2 separate regions of the Homo sapiens genome follow, and region 1 is linked to region 2. A link is a loop called in an ENCODE intact Hi-C map of the cell type or tissue named here. Cell type or tissue: OCI-LY7. All regions are shown on one strand. Each heading gives the region's core, and the rest is flanking DNA. Links, peaks and the distances in the headings are about the cores only.

Evidence for each region. Peaks named below come from ENCODE experiments on the same cell type or tissue, not always from the same donor. Only the 100,000 strongest peaks of a DNase experiment are listed, where the experiment ranks them.
Region 1: it touches region 2 in a loop (1.9-fold over the local background); 6 of 110 quality-filtered maps call a loop at or near these places.

What each region holds. Positions count from the first base shown.
Region 1 is chr22:16,916,509-16,923,934 of GRCh38, forward strand. It overlaps the pseudogene IGKV2OR22-3. Among named protein-coding and RNA genes, the nearest start is that of GAB4, 88 kb to the right of the region's middle. RefSeq lists a silencer at 1,150-1,199. In OCI-LY7, for the core only: a CTCF peak has its summit at 3,695; DNase peaks (open chromatin) are centred at 4,923 and 5,763; H3K4me3 peaks cover 1,937 bases; H3K27ac peaks cover 1,808 bases.
Region 2 is chr22:16,971,474-16,978,899 of GRCh38, forward strand. The region is part of intron 3 of GAB4 (GRB2 associated binding protein family member 4); the gene reads right to left. Among named protein-coding and RNA genes, the nearest start is that of GAB4, 33 kb to the right of the region's middle. In OCI-LY7, for the core only: no CTCF peak of the experiment used is centred there; a DNase peak (open chromatin) is centred at 3,908; H3K4me3 peaks cover 786 bases.

The sequences.
Region 1 (7,426 bases), core at 1,363-6,362, 55 kb before region 2:
GGTTAAGGAGATCAAATTGTGCTTAAGAAATTTGATTAAAGGCTCACAGTAAACTGTAGAAAACTATGTCAATTTTATTTACTCTTTTCTCATTAAATTTCGTAACTTTTGTGCACTTGACTTTTTCTTATGTTATTAACCAATTCAAACCTGCTTCTTATTCTTCAAAAAGTGAGACTCCTAAATAATCATACTAGTGAACAATAGAAACATCAGAGGCTGAAGGAAAAGAAAAAGAAAACACAATCAGCCTAACTAAAGTAGAACGAGATGGTGCATCATATTGTAAGTTTTAAATAATTATTCTGAAAGGGTATTAAATGAGGAATCAGTTCTATCTATAATTAAAAACAAACTTGAATTGCAGGGAAGTGACTAACAATAAAAAAATTTGTCAGGTTTTCTTTTACTAAAGGTCAATTCTTGAAAATGTTGTTTTTGCAAAGTATTCCTTAAGAAGCTTGAATTTAAGATAGTCTTGCTATTTCCTATGAAACTTAGTAATACATCGTTAAGAAGGTTACCATTGTGATTTTTAAAAATCTCATGATCTGTTGCTGTACATAAATATAAATTGTGAAATTTTGTAGAAATCTTTTTTAGTCAGAAAAGAGCTTTGAAATTACTCTTTATTACCTATAGACTTAAAGGATAATATTACTAATTCTGATTAGAAACCTCCCTTTCTTATCTGTTGACACATTATGCCAAGGCTTTCACAACAGCAGACAAAGCTGGTCACTCCACAGTGGACACAGATCAGAAGGTGTCACAACCACCTCCATTCGGATCTAGGTGTGCGGCAGGCCTCTGCCTCTGAGTGTCTCTAACATGAACCATGGTCACCTGAATGAGGGAGGACTTATACAGGTGGGGTTTATTATGGCTGTGTCTCCTTTTCCTGATGCGGTTAGTTTGGGGTCCATAAAACTGGGAGCAACTGCATTATTCGTAAGACTTGGCAAGAGTCTTAGAAGTGGAACTGTTTGTGTTCATGACCCTGGAGTCAGTGTTTGGGGTGGACACTGTGATCCGATTTGTACGGGATTGGAATGACTTGCGGGCTCATCAAGGAAAAAGAGATGGCCACAGGGGGGCAGTCGCACACATGACTTTATTGGGTGACGTTTTGTCAGGTTTGCAGAGAGAAGCCCCTCCCAGCAGGAATCTGTGCAGAGAATAAGCTGCCAGGCTTGCTTCTCGAAACGATGGGACACTGGACAAGGGGCTGTGTGTCTAGGGGACGCCTCACAGCAGCACAGTGGGGAGTTTCTGGTTTAAGGTTTTCATAACTGGGGTTTATCTTACTGCGAGTAGATGTGGTTGAAATTTTCTGGACATGCAAAGTAAGTATTTTCTAAAAGGCTAAAAGTATTCTTCTTTGGGCTGTTGTTAAAATAATTGCATTGTAAAATTTGAGTTTGGAACAGGCCATTAGGAAGTAAACACAGTTTTGGCCGGGCCCGGTGGCTCACGCCTGTAATCCCAGCACTTTGGGAGGCCAAGGTGTGCGGATCACAAGGTCAGGAGTTGGAGACCAGCCTGACCAACATGGTGAAACCGCGTCTCTACTAAAAATACAAAAATTAGCTTGGCATGGTGGCACGTGCCTGTAGTCCCAGCTACTCGGGAGGCTGAGGCAGGAGAATTGCTTGAACCCGTGAGGCGGAGGTTGCATTGAGCCAAGATCACGCCATTGCACTCCAGCCTGGTTGACAGAGTGAGACTCCGTCTCAAAAAAAAAAGAAGTAAACACAGTTTTGAAATAAACAACATGGGGGCCAGGACCCACAGGCCATCTTTAGCTCATTTCTATGTCACTGTTTCTAATTCTGTAGACTTTGTTCTACAGACGGCATTAGTCCATATTTTCCAAACCAACACTACCATGGATGAGGTTGAGTAACACAGAGGCCTGTTCCCCACTTGGGGCACAATGAAGGTTCTTTTTGTTAAAGGGGAGAGTTTATCTTTGCATGCAAGCCACCCACTGAGCATCCCTTCGTGAAGCTGCAGGTCCTGTGACTGGATTCCTGGCTGCAAGGCACCGGGGGTTGAAGCTGTCTGCATTATCTCACTAACTGTAAATTGTCACTCACTGGAGAATATATTCACAGATAAATATTCTGGAACACAGACAGCTCAGGGAATGAAGGCTTCATGAATGTGTATCTTCTGCTTCTGAGAATTCATCTCTCCGGCACTGGAAGAAACAGGGTTGTTCATATGTTGTACCTTCAGACCGTGTTCTAGACCTGTCTAAGCTGACCCTGTTTCCAAATATTTGAGTTATTGTTCTTTACTTTTCCTTGGAAAAAATGTTTAGAAATCCTATAAAACTATATACACAGCTGTGGGAATAAGTGGTGAGTTTTTCCTCTGTGCTTGCTAATCTTTCTGCAGGGCCCACCTCACCTACCAACAAACTGCAGAAAGGGAAGCAATGATTCTCTTTCCTTCCTGAGCATTCTGTGTCCACGTCACTTCAATCTCTGTCTCTGTCTTCAAATCACCTTCTCTTCTGCAGTCTTTGTTAAATGTCTGCCTATCTATCTTATAAGGACAATCGTGATGTCCTTATAAGATAGAGATAGGCAGACATTTTAACAAAGCCTTTTTATTGACCCACCTGGACCAGGGCCCATCTGGTCAATACAGGATGATCTGCCCATTTCATAATCCTTAACTTTCATGTCCGATTAAATTCTGATGAGAAAGCAAAATGGGCTAAAAACTTCATCCTGAAGGAAACATTCATGTTTAATGCACAGGAACTGCAGATGAAGCCTGAGTTCTCCCTCCTCACCAGAGAGTTGGAAAAGCAGGAGGAAGAGGAGCAAAGCTGGGTCCCCGCCTCCATGAGGGCCTCCTAAGGCTGCTCCTGCTCACAGAGGGTGGGGAAGGTGGATAGTCAGCTTGCGCTGCCACACCAAAAACACTGATCTGGATGACATAAACCACAGAATTTAATTTTCATGTTTCACATTTTTGGTGCCCAGATCAATGTCCAGCAGGGTTCGCTTTCTGGTAAAGACCTTCTTCCGGGTTTGCAGATGCCACCTGGGCTATGACCTGATAAATATCTATATACATTTTGCCATGCAACTTTTAAACATAACAGAAATGACACATTGGAATTTTAATTGTACTTACTACGGAATCCATTATCTTTTTTTTTTTTTTTTTTTGAGACGGAGTCTCGCTCTGTCGCCCAGGCCGGACTGCGGACTGCAGTGGTGCAATCTCGGCTCACTGCAAGCTCCGCTTCCCGGGTTCACGCCATTCTCCTGCCTCAGCCTCCTGAGTAGCTGGGACTACAGGCGCCCGCCACTGCGCCCGGCTAATTTTTTGTATTTTTAGTAGGGACGGGGTTTCACCTTGTTAGCCAGGATGGTCTCGATCTCCTGACCTCATGATCCACCCGCCTCGGCCTCCCAAAGTGCTGGGATTACAGGCGTGAGCCACCGCGCCCGGCCGAATCCATTATCTTAAAATAAATCATCTCAAGTATAATTTAAGCCCTTAGCCTGCATCGGGATCTTGTTCTATTAATTCAATCAGTCTTATGTGTCTCTGCACCGTATTATCACAGGTAACAGACATCACTCATTACTCGGAGTCATACAAATGGATTTGGCAGAAAAATCGGATCATGGATGCAGACTAGTGGCAACACAAGTGAAATACATGTTAGAAATGACTCGTTTGGAAATAGTTTTCTACATGTTAGCACTTGGTCATATTGGGAAATTGCCATCTTCCTAGTTTGGAAACTTTCTCTCTCATTTACCACTCACATGAAACTGCCCGCTCTAGCATTATGGTGGAGAAAGCACTATTGCTTTTGTAACAGAAAGCATTTCTGTTAGGTTTTAAAGTTGCATGGCAAAATGTATATAGATATTTATCACACTGCAGCCCTCAAATTAAAAAAGCAGATAAATTTAGTGCACTATTGTCAATGAAATCTATTAAAAGAGACGATTCAAATACATTTTCAGGAAAAAATAGTGTCATGTAAAAATAATGCATTTTTTCATTTTTTAAATCATTTTCTTATGACAGCATAGAACTAAATATTTCTTCTCTAAAATACTATGTCTGTAAAATAATTTTAAAATTCTAAGAATTTGAGAAGGAAATAAAAATCGCATGTAATTCTACATTTTTCCTGTGGTACATCACATAAACTTTATGTTTTACATCTGAATTGTGTTGTTTATTTTCAAAGTCCACTTTTGGAATTGCAAGACCTCCATTTTTCTGTCAGCAAAAGGTAACTGAGGCATGTCAAACTATTTTGGTATTATTATCTTACATTTGACATGGATTTTAAAAATCCGTAAGTGGAAAAAAAATCAAATAGGTTATCTATTTATTCTGAGCCATACTTCCCTGACAGCTGGTGTACAATGCTTTCTCCATCATAATACTAGGGAGGGCAGGTTCATGTGAGTGGTGAAGGAGACAGAAAGTTTGGAAAGTGGGAAGATAGCAATTTCCCAGCATGACCAAATGTTATCATGTGTAAAACTATTCCCAAACCAGTCGTTTCTAACATGTATTTCACTTGAGTTACCACTAACCTGCTTCCATGATCTGATTGTTCTGCCAAATAAATGGACTCGAAAAATGTGGGCAAGAGAGGGAGGATGAGGATGAGTTTTCATTCGCTCTCCCTTCATTAGAGCTGGTTGTTCCCAGAGCACGTGGCCACATGTGACAACTGATGGAGCCTTAACATGTGGGACTGAGGTGCAACTGAGTCTCTCATGGGCCATAGTCCTCAGCAGCAAACTCTGCCCTGAATTCTCCAAGAACCTCCTGTTCTGCAGACCCAGAGACCCTGCTGAGCTGCTCCCCAGACAAGCAGTGCATGTGAGCAGCTGGGATGCCACAGGAGGGAGGTTTCTTTTGGGGGCTGTACCACTGTGGGAGGAGTTTGTAGAGCTTGCATGCAGTGATAAACCCCAACATCTTCAGCCTCCACCCGGCTGATTTTCAGTGTGAAATCAGTGCCTGACCCACTGCCACTGAGCCTGTCTGGGACTGCAGAGGCCCGGTTCAAAACCAAATAGATCAGGAGCTGTAGAGACTGGCCTGGCTTCTGCAGGTACCAAATAGGTTTATTCCCCCCTGTATACAAGGCTGTGACTAGACCTGCAGAAGGAGATGGAGGCCAGCTATCCAGGGGTGACGAGCAGGGAGAGTGGAGTTTGGGTCATCATAATATCCCCACTGGACCCTGAAATAACATGAAAGAAGTGTAAGGTTATATAGACACACTATGAGCAACTTTCATGATTTCCCTTATGATATTCATTTACAGTTACGTATTTTTTCAAGTTTAGATTTATATCATCAAAAGTAGACTTTCTAAAATGAATGCACAATTTACTAGCCAGTACGAAACTCTATTTTCAAGATCTTAACCAGAGCACTGGTCATAGTTCCTTGGAGAATCCTGGTTATTCATAAGGCAAGAATATGAATTCTCTTTCCTGGAGCATAGACCATGTGCCTCTAACACGTTTGAAATAAATATAGGAAGCTGTGGAGCCCCCAGATCTCACCCTCCCACCCCATTTTCCCACCTCATCTTATTTCTATCCTTACCAGGGACCCATAGCATTAGCAGCCCCAGGAGCTGAGCAGGGAGCCTCATTGTGAGAAGGTGAACTGAGGAGTCCCGATCAGTCAAGGCAAGGTTAGAGCTAAGCTTTTATCTCAGACTCACAAGGGAAGGTCCTCCCTAAGGGACAACATGTAAATCACCTGGTGGGTGCAGTGGAGTGGAAAGAGTCAAGGGAAGGGTGAAGGGGCCTCTCTTGTGAGAAAAGTTCCTTAAATGTCTTCTCTGTTTGGAGGGAAACCAACAGAGATAAAATCTATGCTGCATGAGTAGGATAAATTCCCTGACCCTTTCGTCTCCTCTCTTAGATTTCCTGTTTCTTAGCACTTCCCAGGGGCACTTTTCACTTCTCCTTACTAAGGTTGAGATTCCATAAGTAACTGATAATTCTTCTTTCTTTTTTTGTATTTGTTTGAGTCCAGAATTGGCTTTTTCAGTTTTTTATCTTGAGGTAATACACACGCCCAGTAAACAACTGAAATGTTAAATATGCAACTAAGTTTTCTGTATGTTCTCCATCCCAATGAATCTCTAGAATATTTCAAATTCTCCAGATTCATCCCTCATGCACCTTCCCAGGCAACAGCTGCTCCCCAATTTCAGTCAAGGTAACTGGAATTCAGATACTCATCACAATAGCTTGGTTTCCCCTGGCCTAGAATTTCATATAAATTGAAGGAAACACTTTTTTGTTTTTTCCTTGCTTCTTCCTCTTTTCTTTACTGTTTCTGAAATCTTCATTTATTTCTGTGCATTCAGATTACCATCTGCTGTCATTTCCTGTGATTCTGAAAAGTTTCCTCTTGAATATCTTATAGAATATATCTGCAAGTAATCATTTCTCTTCATTTTGTTCATAAAGAAGTGTTTTTACTTTACCTTTATTTTTGAAGCATATCTTCACTCGATATTGAATCCTTGGGTGAGTCCCTTCCACCCAGTATGTAAATATGTAATCTCACTGTCTTCTGCCTCTATTGGTCCCATGAACAGTTCACCAAGTGTTTTATTACTGTTTCTCTGGTATAAGAAACCAGTATTTTCTTGATACATTTGAGATTTTCACTTTGTATGTGATTCTGCATTTTAACTACAATCTGTATAATGATGCATGTCTTGATGTTTATCCTGGATAAGTTTCCATTTTTTTGATCTCATAGACTAATGTGTTTCATTACCCTTGACACATTTCGCAGAATTTCTCAGGTCTCTCAGGTGTGCCACCTCCCAGAGATGCTCTCTGTGTGGTTATTCTCTGCAATTCACTCTACTGTGTTGCTGTACATTCTCTTTTTATGTTATGTCCTAGGTAATTTCCGGAGCAGCCTCAGGCCAGTCTCTGGAGTGTGGGTGCACTTGTAGTGACAGCAGCTCTGGGCTTGGGCCTGGGCTGGTCCACATGGAAGTGGCTCAGGGTCTGAGTTGCCAACACAGGATGAGGTCCCGGAGCCTGGGTTGGGATGATGCAGAGTTGGGGCTGGGAGGCAGCCCCATCCCAGGCCGCACAACAGTGGCTGCTTCTTGGGAGGATGTGGAGGGAAGGTCGCAGAATCTTCCTCTCTGCGGTGATGTACATGCCCATGGCTGCAGATTTTTTTAGTGCCAAAATCACCAGTGTCCTCTTTGGAGCAGGCTGTTGTGATCCTTATTAATGAACACTAAGGGGCCTTCATTAGGAAAGCTGTAGAGTGGAGCTGCCTTGGGGGATACTGAGGTCCTCAGCTGCCAAGGCTGCAGGGTCCTCCACAGAGCAGGCCATGGGGACTGCAGTGGCCCTGCCTCCTAGCTGGTAAC
Region 2 (7,426 bases), core at 1,652-6,651:
GTTCTGAGCAAGTATGGATCTAGGTCTTCTTCCCTATCTTTTATATTATTATTCCTCCTAGGATTTAATGTGGGGAAAAAAGTAAGACTGGATCCTTATAGCAGGAGTTCTCAGCCTCTTGATGGCCACAGGCATCTTTGAAAAGCTGAGCAAAAGCTCTTGGGGTGTCTCCCCAGAATGAGGCATGTCTCACACACATGCACATTTGCATGCGGTTTCTAGGGGTCACAGCCCTCTGAGACCAATCCATGGAACTGCCTCACTGGTATGCTCTCAGCCTGTGGGGAGCTGTTCCTTGGGGACATGGCCACAGCTGGCCCAGAAGCTTAGAAAAATGAAGGGAAGCAGGTGTGCAGGCCAGGCTACCTCCTCTGCCAACATGGGCCACCGAGCTTCACAGCCTTCCTTCCTGGGCCTCTGCATTCCTTCTCCCTTTCTATTCCTCTCCACACACAAGACCAAGCCAACAGCATGGGCCTCCATAACTGAACACGTCTCTAGAGCATGCTGTGCTTCACCAGCAGACAGGAGAGCAGGGGAAGATGCAGGATCCTCGTGTTTGTATTTGTCTTTGGTGCCTTTCACTTGGTCTTTTGGAGTTTTCAGCTCTCTGGTGGATATGCCACCTGGATTTGCTCCTGTGATGTTTGCTCACGCCCCACTTTCCATCTGGGCCAGGCACAGTGGACACAGACGCCACCTGCCCTGCAGGACAGGCGTCACAGCAGTGGAGGAGGTGTCACGAACACACACCACCACAATCAGGTGGGATGAGCACACGGCTGCAGACAGATCTGGATGAGCCCTCCCTGGTGGTGGTCAAGAGTGCCAGGAAAGCCTTATGCAAAGCCTTCCATCTGAGTGAGCCCGGAAGGATCTGCAGCAGCAGGCCAGACAAAAGTTGAGACAAGGGAAAAGCTGTTCCACTTGGAAACAGCAAGATGCAGAACACAGCCTGGCAGTTCAAGGGGCTGCAAGCTGCTCAGGTTGAGAGATGACAGTGGAGGGGCCAGGCCAGCACTGAAGGGATCAAGAGCTTCGGAAGGATGTCAAGGTGGGGATGGGGTGGGGGAAAGCACCTCAGGTGTCCTGCGGTAATCTCACGCATATTCAGAATATGCCCATCATCTTCCTCCTGAAATCTACTTCTCCTGACTGTTCTGTCTTGGGATTGGCTCCAGCCTCTCAAGCCCAAAACATTGGAGTTACCCACACTCTCACTCAATCACCAGCCAGCCTTAGTGAGCCCACCCTACTCATTTCCTCCTGATCCTTCCTCTGGACCACAAAAGGTCTCATAACACGTCTTCCTCACATCTTCCCAGGGCCTCTCCAGCTCTCTCCATCCTGCTATTACCTTCCTAACCTCCCAGCTTAAACATCTCCACCACTGTCACAGTGCTTTTAGGATGAAAAACCCCCAGCTTTATTCCATCCCATCTCTCCAGTCTTTTCTTCCTAGTTACCCTTCCCACCTAGGATCCACTCAAACCAGACGTCACTGTGTCCCCAGCGTGCTCCTCTCAGTGACACTTCTGGGCTTTGTCCTGTTGTCAGCTGTCCCTGGATGGCTTCTGAGGTCCCTCTGGCAAGCTCCTACTCCACTTATCCTTCAAATTCAGCTCAAAAGGCACATTTTTAAAAGCCTGTCTTAGATCCTCTATCTCCAAGCATAACCAATCACCTGCATAACTGTTCTTGGAGCAGCAGCAAATTGCTATCTGAGTCACACTCCATTGTTATTTATCTTCTCCACCAGACTATGATTTCCCTGAGGAAGGAAACCCTGTCTTATTCATCTTTCTTTCCTCAGCACCCAGGTTAGTGCTTGTCACATAGCAAATAATGAATAAATGTTTGCTGAAGGAACAAGCAGATGAATGAAAAAGTAAATAAAGAAAAGTGGGGTGCTGCCATCCTTTTTCCTGAGCTTGGCCCAAACACTTTGGACCAGCAGATCCAAACTCTTCCTCCTTAAACCCCACTTTCTTATGTCCCAACATCTGCCTGCCCCAGGTCCCTTACTCCAGCTCAGATACTCACCCCTGAGTACGTCCCACATGGTCTAAACCCCATCCCTGGGTGTATATGCCTCACCTTGCCCTGGAATGCTTCTCTCTGATGCATCAAAATGTTACACCAAGTCCAAAAGACTTTCTATCTACAAAAGAATTACTGGTCCCTAACTCTCCCTCTCATCTTAAGCATACCCTTCTCTGTGCCCCCATAGCACCTGGGCTCCCATCAGCACATGCACTCACTCTGTCTGGTGTGTGTTATCAGTGTGAGTCTCCCCACTCCCAGCAGACCCTGTGCTCTTCCTCCCTGTTCCCACAGCACCTGGGCTCCCATCAGAACATGGACCTTGCTCTGTCTTGTGTTGGTTTCTGGGTCTGTGTCTCTCTACTCCTAGCCAACCATGTCCTCCAAGACAGCAGAGGGCCACATCCTGTCCCATGGAATTATGCCTGGCTTATGGTAGATGACACTGATGCATTTTGAGCAGGACTATATCAGGTAAAAGGTAATCAAGGGAAGCCAACATGCCTGAAATTACCTACTAAAAGAACAGGAGCACTGTGCCAACAACACCCAGGGCTCTGGACACCCTGCTCAATCCCTGCTGCAGTGTGCTCCCCTTGGGCAAGAATCAGGAGGAGAACTCTGAGGACTCCATTACTGCCATGCACACCCATGTGAGGCCAATGTTACTATGATGTCCTGCATTGCTTTTGTTGGACGGATAATTGGGAGCAGTGGATTTGGAGAGACGCTTGTCTTCCAGGACTGCAGGCTGACAGAAGCTGCATAAAACAGGTAAGACCCTGTGTCAGGTGCATGACATGTGATGCCACTTTAAATCTTCCTAATAGGTCTGAGAAACACATGTTACCCCTGCATAGCAGATGAGGAAGGCAGAAATGGCCAAGTTGGTACAGGGAGACACTAAAGCACTAGTGTGCAGGGTGCTTCCTGGAGTCAACAAGCAGTTTGGGAGTAAACACTCACTCCAGCCAGCAGCGCAGTGCACCTGCCCTCCTGTCCTAGGCTTCTGGCTGCACAGAGGCTGGTGGCATGTGGGGCTGTCACACCACCTCCTGCATATTCTTTGGTGTCAATATCAACCCAGAGCTCTCCCCTGACTTTTAAAAATGGTTTCCTAGGTTTTGTAGCCACTTCCTTTTGCACTTGGTCACTGCATTTAAATAAATAAACACTTTAAAAACCTAAATGATGGGTGGCTGGCAAGATGGCCAAATAGGAACCGCTCTGGTCTGCAGCTCCCAGCGAGATCAACGCAGAAGGTGGGTGATTTCCGCATTTCCAACTGAGATACCTGGCTCATCTCACTGGGACTGGTTAGACAGCGGGTGCAGCCCACAGAGGGTGAGCCGAAGCAGGGTGGGGCGTCACCTCACCAGGGAAGCACAAAGTGTTGGGGAACTCCCTCCCTTAGCCAAGGGAAGCCGAGAGGGACTGTGCTGTGAGGAATGGTGCATTCTGGCCCAGATACACTTTTCCTATGGTCTTCACAACTCACGACCAGGAGATTCCCTCGGGTGCCTACACCACCAGGGCCCTGGGTTTCAAGCACAAAACTGGGCAGCTTTTTGGGCAGACTCCGAGCTAGCTGTAGGAGTTTTTTTCCATACCCTAGTGGCGCCTGGAATGCCAGAGTGACAGAACTGTTCATTCCCCTGAAAATGGGGCTGAAGCTAGGGAGCCAAGTGGTTTTTAGCTCAGGGGATCCCACCCCCATGGAGACCAGCAAGCTAAGATCCACTGGCTTGAAATTCTCGCTGCCAGCACAACAGTCTGAAGTCAACCAGGGACACTGAAGCTTGGTGGGGGTAGGGCATCCGCCATTACTGAGGCATGAATAGGCGGTTTTCCCCTCATAGTGTAAACAAACCCTCCAGGAAGTTCTAACTGGGCAAAGCCCACCACAGCTCAGCAAAGCCACTGAGGCCAGACTGCCTCTCTAGATTCTTCCTCTCTGGGCAGGACATCTCTGAAAAAAAGGCTACAGTCCGAGTCAGGGGTTTATAGATAAAACCCCATCTGCCTGGGACAGAGCACCTGGGGGAAGGGGCAGCTGTGGGCGCAGTTTCAGCAGACTTACAAAACGTTCTGCCTGTGGCTCTGAAGAAAGCAGCATATCTCCCAGCACAACGCCCGAGCCCTGCTAAGGGACAGACTGCCTCCTCAAGCAGGTCCCTGACCCCTGTCCCTCCTGACTGGAGAAACCTCCCAGCAGGCATCGACAGACACCTCATACAGGAGAGCTCCAGCTGGCATCTGGCAGGTGCTGCTCTGGGATGAAGCTTCCAGAGCAAGGAACAGGCATCCATCTTTGCTGTTCTGTAGTCTCCACTGGTGATACTCCACTGGTGATATCTGCCGGTGATACAGAGTCTGGAGTGGACCTCCAGCAAACTCCAGTAGAGCTGCAGCAGAGGGGTCTGACTGTTAGGAGGAAAACTAACAAACAGAAAGGAATAGCATCAACAACAACAAAAAAAAACATCCACACAAAAACCCTATCCGAAGATCACCAACATCAAAGATCAAAGGTAGACAAATTGACGAAGATGAGGAAAAAACAGTGCAAAAAGGCTGAAAAGCCAGAACACCTCTTCTCCTCCAGAGGATCACAACTCCTCACCAGAAAGGGAACAAAACTGCACAGAGAATGAGTTTGACCAACTGACAGAAGTAGGCTTCAGCAGATGGGTAATAACTCCTCTGAGCTAAAGGAGCATGTTCTAACCTAATGCAAGGAAGCTAAAGACCTTGATAAAAGGTTACAGGAACTGCTAACTAGAATAACCAGTTCAGAGAAGAACATAAATGACCTAATGGAGCTGAAAAACACAGCATGAGAACTTCATGAAGAATACACAAGTATCAACAGACAAGTCCATCAGGCAGAAGAAAGGATATCAGAGATTGAAGATCAACTTAATGAAATAAAGCATGAAGACGAGATTAGAGAAAAAAGAATTAAAAGAAATGAGCAAAGCCTCAAGGAAATATGGGACTATGTGAAAAGACCAAGCTACGTTTGATTGGTGTATGTGAAAATGACAGGGAAAATGGAACCAAGTTGGAAAACACTCTTCAGGATATCATGCAGGAGAACCTCCCCAACCTAGCAAGAGAAGCCAACATTCAAATTCAGGAAATACAGAGAACACCACCAAGATACTCCTTGAGAAGAGCAAACCCCAAGACACATAATTGTCAGATTCAGCAAGGGTGAAATGAAGGAAAAAATGCTAAGAGCAGCCAGAGAGAAAGGTTGGGTTATCCACAAAGGGCAGCCCATCAGACTAAGAGCAGATCTCTCTGCAGAAACCCTACAACTCAGAAGAGAGAAGGGGCCAATATTCAACATTCTTAAAGAAAAGAATTTTCAACCCAGAATTTCATATCCAGCCAAACAAAGCTTCGTAAGTGAAGGAGAAATAAATTTCTTTACAGACAAGCAAATGCTGAGAGATTTTTGTCACCACCATGCCTGCCTTACAAGATCTCCTGAAGGAAGCACTAAACATGGGAAGGAAAAACCAGTACCAGCCACTGCAAAACCATACCAAAATGTAGAGACCATCAATGCTAGGAAGAAACTGCATCAACTAGCAGTCAAAATAACCAGCTAGCATCATAATGACAGGATCAAATTCACACATAACAATATTAACCTTAAATGTAAATGGGCTAAATGCCGCAATTAAAAGACACATACTGGCAAATTGGATAAAGAGTCAAGACCCATCGGTGTGCTGTATTCAGGAGACCCATCTCACGTGCAAAGACACAGATAGGCTCAAAATAATAGGATGAAGGAAGATTTACCAAGCAAATGGAAAGCAAAAAAAAAAAAAGCAGGGGTTGCAATCCTAGTCTCTGATAAAACACACTTTAAACCAAGAAAGATCAAAAGAGACAAAGAGGGCTTTACATAATGGTAAAGGGATTAATTCAACAAGAAGAGTTAACTATCCTAAATATATATGTGCCTAATACAGGCACACCCAGATTCATAAAGCAAGTTCTTCTGGACTACAAAGAGACTTAGACTCCCACACAATAATAATGGGAGACTTTAATACCCCACTGTCAATATTAGACTGATCAATGAGACAGAAAATTAACAAGGATATTCAGGACTGGAACTCAGTTCTGGAACAAGCAGACCTAACAGACATCTACAGAACTCTCCATCCCAAATCAACAGAATATACATTCTTCTGAGCACCACATAGCACTCACTTATTCTAAAATTGACCACATAATTGGAAGTAAAACACTCCTCAGCAAATGCAAATGAAGGGAAATCATAACAAACAGTCTCTCAGACCACAGTGCAATCAAATTCGAACTCAGGATTAAGAAACTCACTCAAAAATGCACAACTACATGGAAACTGAACAACCTGTTCCTGAATTTATTTACTGGGTAAATAACGAAAATAAGGCAGAAATAAATAAGTTATTTGAAACCAATGAGAACAAAGACACAATGTACCACAATCTCTGGGACACAGCTAAAGCAATGTTCAGAGGGAAATTTACAGCACTAAAGGCCCATAAGAGAAAGCAGGGAAGATCTAAAATCAACACCCTAATATCACAATTAAAAGAACTAGCGAAGCAAGAGCAAACAAATTCAAAAGCTAGCAGAAGACAAAAAATAACCAAGATCAGAGCAGAGCTGAAGGATATAGAGACACAAAAAAACCTTCAAAAAATCGATGAATCCACGAGCTGTCTTTTGGAAAAGATTAACAAATTAGATAGACCACTAGCCAGACTAATAAAGAAGAAAAGAGAGAAGAATCAAATAGACACAATAAAAAACGATAAAGTGGATATCACCACCGACCCCACAGAAATACCAACTAGCATCAGAGGATACTATAAACACCTCTATGCAAATAAACTAGAAAATCTAGAAGAAATGGGCAAATACCTGGACACATACACCCTCCCAAGACTAAACCAGAAGGAAGTCGAATCCCTGAATAGGACAATAACAAGTTCTGAAATTGAGGCAGTAATTAATCGCCTACCAACCAAAAAGAGCCCAGGACCAGATGGATTCACAGCCGAATTCTAGCAGAGGCACAAAGAGGAGCTGATATCATTCCTTCTGAAACTATTCCAAAAAATAGAAAAAGATGGACTCCTCCCTAACTCATTTTGTGAGGCCAGCATCATCCTGACACCAAAACCTGGCAAAGACACACAAAGAAAGAAAATTTCAGGCCAATATCCCTGATGAACATCAATGCGAAAATCCTCAATAAAATACTGGCAAATTGAATCTAGCAGCACATTAAAAAGCTTATCCACCATGATCAAACTGGCTTCTTTCCTGGGATGCAAGGCTGGTTCAACATACGAAAATCAATAAATGTAAT